Regions from separate parts of the Homo sapiens genome. Here region 2 is linked to region 1. The links are chromatin loops, found by intact Hi-C in ENCODE. Cell type or tissue: GM12878. All regions are shown on one strand. Each heading gives the region's core, and the rest is flanking DNA. Links, peaks and the distances in the headings are about the cores only. Region 1 overlaps LOC107986064 (a long non-coding RNA gene). Region 2 has its middle 19 kb from the start of ANKRD28.

Evidence for each region. Hi-C counts contacts between places; a loop is a spot of excess contacts. Peaks named below come from ENCODE experiments on the same cell type or tissue, not always from the same donor. Only the 100,000 strongest peaks of a DNase experiment are listed, where the experiment ranks them.
Region 2: it touches region 1 in a loop (5-fold over the local background); 6 of 110 quality-filtered maps call a loop at or near these places.

What each region holds. Positions count from the first base shown.
Region 1 is chr3:15,966,122-15,969,048 of GRCh38, reverse strand. All of the region lies in intron 8 of LOC107986064 (a long non-coding RNA gene), which reads right to left. Among named protein-coding and RNA genes, the nearest start is that of MIR563, 94 kb to the right of the region's middle. In GM12878, for the core only: no CTCF peak of the experiment used is centred there; no DNase peak of the experiment used is centred there.
Region 2 is chr3:15,815,832-15,818,758 of GRCh38, reverse strand. It overlaps a transcript of ANKRD28 not described here. Among named protein-coding and RNA genes, the nearest start is that of ANKRD28, 19 kb to the right of the region's middle. In GM12878, for the core only: no CTCF peak of the experiment used is centred there; no DNase peak of the experiment used is centred there; H3K4me3 peaks cover 758 bases; H3K27ac peaks cover 1,709 bases.

The DNA.
Region 1 (2,927 bases), core at 198-2,697:
CACAGTGTGAGTTCAATAAAATTTGCTAAGGAATTTGGTCTGAGTGCTAAGTCCTGTGCCAGACACTGATGATGCCTTTGGAAAGTTCCAATCTAGTGGAGAAGTTAGACAAGTAGAAAAACAATTATAACACAATGTGACAAGTGCTGTAATTGAGCATAGCTGTCAACTGATGTGAGCAACCTAGGCTGCCTGGACAAAGCTTCAGAGAGCATGTATAAGCGACTGACTCTCTGGGGAGCCCTGGAACAAGTGAACCACAGACTGATCTGGGCAGGCAGGCAGGTAACAACAGAAGTCTCTAGGATATCAGGGTCAAAAGGATAATGAGAGAGAGGAGGCCAGGCATGCCTTAAGATCCAGCACTGCCCGTCTGGAAACGTATTCCTCAGAACATTAGCTGGCATGAATGTACAAAGATTTAGGTACATGGAGTGGGTGGGGAGGCGGTCACAGCCACATTGTTTACAATAGCCAAAAAAAAAATAATAATAATAATAAGGAGCAACATGAACATTGATCCGGAGGAAAAGAGCTGAATAAACAAAGGAACTCCCATACTTCGGCGTAATGACACTTTTTTTTTTTTTGACACTCATTCTGTTGCTCAGGCTAGAGTACAGTGGCACAATCACAGCTCACTGCAGCTTCAAACTCCTGGGCTCAAGCCATCCTCCTGCTTCAGCCTCCTGAGTAACTGGGACTACAGGTGTGTGCCACCATGCCCAGCTAATTTTTTAGTTATGGTTTCGTAGAAAGGAGTCTCACTATGTTTCCCAGGCTGGTCTTGTACTTACTGCTGGATTCAAGCAATCCTCCCCGCTCAGCCTCCAAAACTGTTGGGATTATAGACGTGAGTCCACCCACTGACACTATTAAAAAGAGATCAATCTATATGTACTGACATGTAATAATATGCATGATATATTAATGAAAAAGATTACAGAACTATATGAACATGTTGATACCCATTTTGTTCAAATATATATGCACATGTGTTTACATAAACATGGAAAATCATCTAGAAGGAAACTGAACTGCTCAACTGTTAATGGTGGGACTGGGGGATTGAAATAGATAAGGGAAGGCTTTTGCTTTTTGGTATTATTTGAATTTGTCACAACCAACATGGACTAACTTTCAAAGGAAAGAATCCAAGGAACTTATGGTCATCAAGCATCAGGGACGTGCTGGTAATTGATCAAAGCAGCTCATGGGGGTTAAAGCAAACAAGAGATAGGAGTTAAGTAGGTGAACTAATTCAAGACAAGGTCACTGGCAGGACGGTGGAGAGAGGCAGAAACATAAATGACCTGACTCCTGGAAAAGCACTGTTGACCCTTTGGCCTAGTGGCTACTTCCTACAGGTTTTAGGAGTGTTCAGACGCCTTGGCAATTGGAGCCACCTGCAGTTATACTGGGACTCTGATGGGTACAGGAATAGCAGAGTTAAGATGATGATGATGTTCTCATAAGGCAAGCCAAAGCCTTCTTGCTTTATCTAACCCAGCCCTTCCTTTATATATCCCTGGAAAAAAGACGTAGCATCTCGCCTTTTGTCTTTCTTTGCTCCATGCAAGACCTCTCAGAGACTTTAGTAAGCTTTCTGTTCTGTTTGCAGTGGAAGCTCCACAAGGAGAAGCCATATGCAACATTTCCCAACAATATTGGACCACAGAGCACACCTTTGTTAATATATTTTAATTGCCATCAAGTTTTAGTTATACAAATATTAGTGGATGATTTCTCCTTGTAAAGAACTCCAGGCTAACCTCTTGGAGGGAAAAGAACATGGAACAAAAGATGAAACTCTACATGAAGAGAGAAGCCACATGGAGGAAGTCTGAGAAACTCCAGCCGACACACAGCACCAAGGCCCCAGCCTTGAGGGTGAGGCCATCTTGGACCCACCAGCCCAGCTGAACGCAGACACATGAGTGAGCCAGAGACAAGCCATCCCCACCAAGCCTTGCCTGAAGTCTTGACCCAGAGAATCATGAACAATAACTGGTTGTTTTAAGCCACTATTTTAGGGTGGGTCTTTACATAGCTATAGATAACTGATACATTTCCCATCCTCTCCTCAGTGTCAGTCTCCCTCTCCATGAAGAAAACATTATCTTGAAGATGGTTTTTATTGTGATTTTGCTTGTTTTAAGCAGTTTTGTCAGGTATGTATATATCCATACACAATCCATTTTATAATTTTAAGCTGTATTTGAGCTTTCTAAATATGGAACCATGCTACATGTAGGGAGAACAAAATTGTGGAATGTTCCTCCACTGAATAATTACCATAGTGAAAATGATGTTGCTACACACGATACCATGGATGGATCAAACGCAGAGGCATAGTGTTATATTGAAAATGGCAGTTGGGGCCGGGTGCGGTGGCTCACATCTGTAATCCCAGCACTCTGGGAGGCCCAGGCGGGTGGATCACGAGGTCAGGAGATCAAGACCATCCTGACCAACATGGCAAAACCCCGTCTCTACTAAAAATACAAAAAATTAGCTGGGCGTGGTGGTGTACACCTGTAGTCCCAGCTATTCAGGAGGCTGTGGCAGGAGAATTCCTCTAACCCAGGAGGTGGAGGTTTCAGAGAGCCGAAATCGCGCCACAGCACTCCAGCCTGGTGACAGAGCGAGACTCTGTCTCAGGAAAAAAGAAAGAAAGAAAATGGCATTTGGGTCAGGCACGGTGGCTCACAACTGTAATCCCAGCACTTCAGGAGGCCAAGGCGAGCGGATCACTTGAGGTCAGGGGTTTTGAGACAAGCCTGGCCAACATGGCAAAACTTTGTCAAAAGTCTGCCATTCTGACTCATCATTTCCACTCTTCCTTTCACTCCTTCAGTCAAACTGTTGCAGTTGCACATGAACGACTTCATTTCATCTAAAATGGGCCCCCAGCCTCCAGAGCTACG
Region 2 (2,927 bases), core at 160-2,659, 150 kb after region 1:
ATTATCCACTGTTTTGGTTTCTATAGCTTGAAACACCTGCAGTCAATTATGGTCCAAAAATATTAAAGTATCTTGTGAGAGACCACATTCATCTCACTTTCATTTTACAGTGTGTTGTTAAAATTGTTCTATTTTATTATTAGTTGTTACTAATCTCTTATTTTACCTAATTTATCAGTTAAACTTTATCATAGGGTATGTATGTACAGGTTGAGTATTCCTAGTCTGAAATGCTTGGGACTAGATGTGTTTGTGATTTTGGAATATTTGCATAAATGTAATGAGAGATCTTGGAGATGGGACCCAAGTCTAAACACGAAATTCATTTGTTTCATATACATCTTATACGTGTAACCCAAAGGTAATTTTGTAAACTATTTTAAATTTGTGCATGAAACAAAGTTTCTGTTAAGTACTTATTTGTGGAATTTTCCACTTGTGGCGTCATATGAGCACTCAAAAAGTTTCAGAGTTTACAGCATTTCAGATTTTGAATTGCCAGATTAAGAATGTTCAACCTGTGTCGGACAAAACATAGTATATATAGGGTTCAGCACTACCTGAGATGTTTGGGCTTCCGTGGAGTGAGGGAGGGGTGGCATATATCCTCTGTGGATAACGGGGGAGCTCCTGTATCTGTTTTCTTTACGTTGTCTCTGATGTCTTTCATCAGTATTTTGTGATTTTCAGCATACATAATCTGTACATATTTTGTTGAATTTATACCTTAGTATTTTTGAGTTTTGGGGTATTATTATAAATGGTACTGCTTTTTGTTTTGATTTCCAGTTGTTCATTGGTAGTATGTAGAAACAGCAATGGTAATCTATGACTTTGCTAAACTTATTAATTCTAGGCATTTTTTAATAGATTCCATGGAATCTTCTATAAAGACAATCATGTTGTCTGTGAATGCAAGCACTTTTATTTCTTCCCTTCCAAACTATATATCCCTTATTCCTTCTACCCTTATGGCAGTGCTCTTTCTTTCAATATGATATTAAGTAAGAGTGATTAAGAGCAGGCATTCTTGCTTGTATCTCATCTTAGGAAGAAATTAGTGGTTTCCTGGTAATTTTATATTTATTTAAATATATAAATCTCAGTATAGCGATCACTTAGCAAAGGAATCTTAGTTAATTTTATTTACTAGGTTGCCCTCCAGTTTTCCTCATAGGATTCATCAACTGGTATATCTTGTGATTCCTAAGGAACTGTATGTCTGTCTGTCTCCCTCTGTCACAGATACACACAACAAACTTTTAGGAGAGCACTTATTGCACTGCTTTGTAGTTTACTTTTTATTTCTCTTTTCCCTTATTAGAAGGTGAGTACTTAGAGCAATAAGAAATGGTGCCTACCGGTAGCTCTAGGAACTTAATGTTGTGAGCAATTGATATTAGGTTGGACCATATGAAATTGCCGATGTTAGTTTATAACCTATAAAATTTTCTATCTAGTTGGGACAAAAACAAAATAACAAGGAAAAAAAAACCATGGTACTTCTACTGACAAGATAAAATCATCAGTATGTGAAATGTTTGTGCGTGAGAAATTGTTCATCACTGTTACATGTTAAGGAAAATCGTAGAGTGGACATACTGATGAAATGAGTGAGACACAGCCCCTACCTTAAACGATGCTCACTCTGTGGAAGACTGGGCCTTTACAGTATTCAGATGTGTGCTTTTGTTTGGGTTTCTTTTGGTTTTGGTTTTGTTTTCTTACAGAGACAGGGTTTTGCTGTGTTGTCCAGGCTGGTCTCCAACTCCTGAGCTGAAGTGATCCTCTCACTTTGGCCTCCCAAAGTGCTGGGATTACAGGCATGAGCCACTGTGGCTACCTCCCTCCTCTTTTTTAATAGAGATGGGTTTTCAGATGTGTTTTAACTCTATGATTAATCTATGCACAACCTATGCACATATTTACTCTCAGTTTGGATTTACTCATTATCCTAGCTTCCTATCTCTCAGTGTCTTGGATTATAAGACACTTTGGCAATAACTTCTATATATAAATTGAGACGATTGACATACTTTGATAATTTTATATGAAAAGATGCTCTTATACATTTTTCAGTTTCATGTAACTTAAATGTTTGTTAGTTAGCATCTAGTGGGTTAAATAGTGTAGTAAAATAAAGGGCACCAAACACTTTTCCTTTTGAAGCAACTTTATAGAACAGAAAGACTTTAAAGCAGTCATAGTCATAGCAGGAAAAATAAAACTTTCTTACTTGAATATTTCTGTGTAGTGTTTTTTAAATTGTAAATTATAGGTGAAGAGACACTGTAGTATTTTTTATCCTTAGGCTGTTAACTTAAGCTGGTCTTAATAACCCCATATTACAAATCAGGGAAAAGGAAATACATGAGAGATTTTGTGTAAGTTTCATGAAACCTGAAACTATTCTTGTGTTTACTGCTATATTCCGTGCATTTAGCATATAAATAGTTATTAACAAACAATTATTGAGTAAATATTTGTGGAGGTAGGAGGCTAGGCTAGGTGGATTTGGTTAAAGTAAGAAAATTTAATTTTTCTATAAGATATGTAAATTTTAGTTAATACAATGAAAATCATTGCAATTACATGTTGCCTGATAAGCATCAAGAGCCACATAGTTTTTGAGGCAGTTTGATTTGGTAAATGCCATAGTAACAGAAGGCGGTTTTCAATCAGTCAGAAATACGCTCGTGATATTGTTTTGAGCTTGACTATTAATATAACAAGATTAAAACATAATTATGAAAACCTGTAAAGCCTCTTCTATTTGAAACCTTTGTTTAAAATACATGACTCAGGGAAGACATTAACTTTTTAAATGGACGTACTCAAGAAATTAATTTTCTTTGGTATTTGCTGCCACCATATGGCAGACTAATTCTATTACCATATCTGTTACATGCTGTAGAACCTAAAATAAT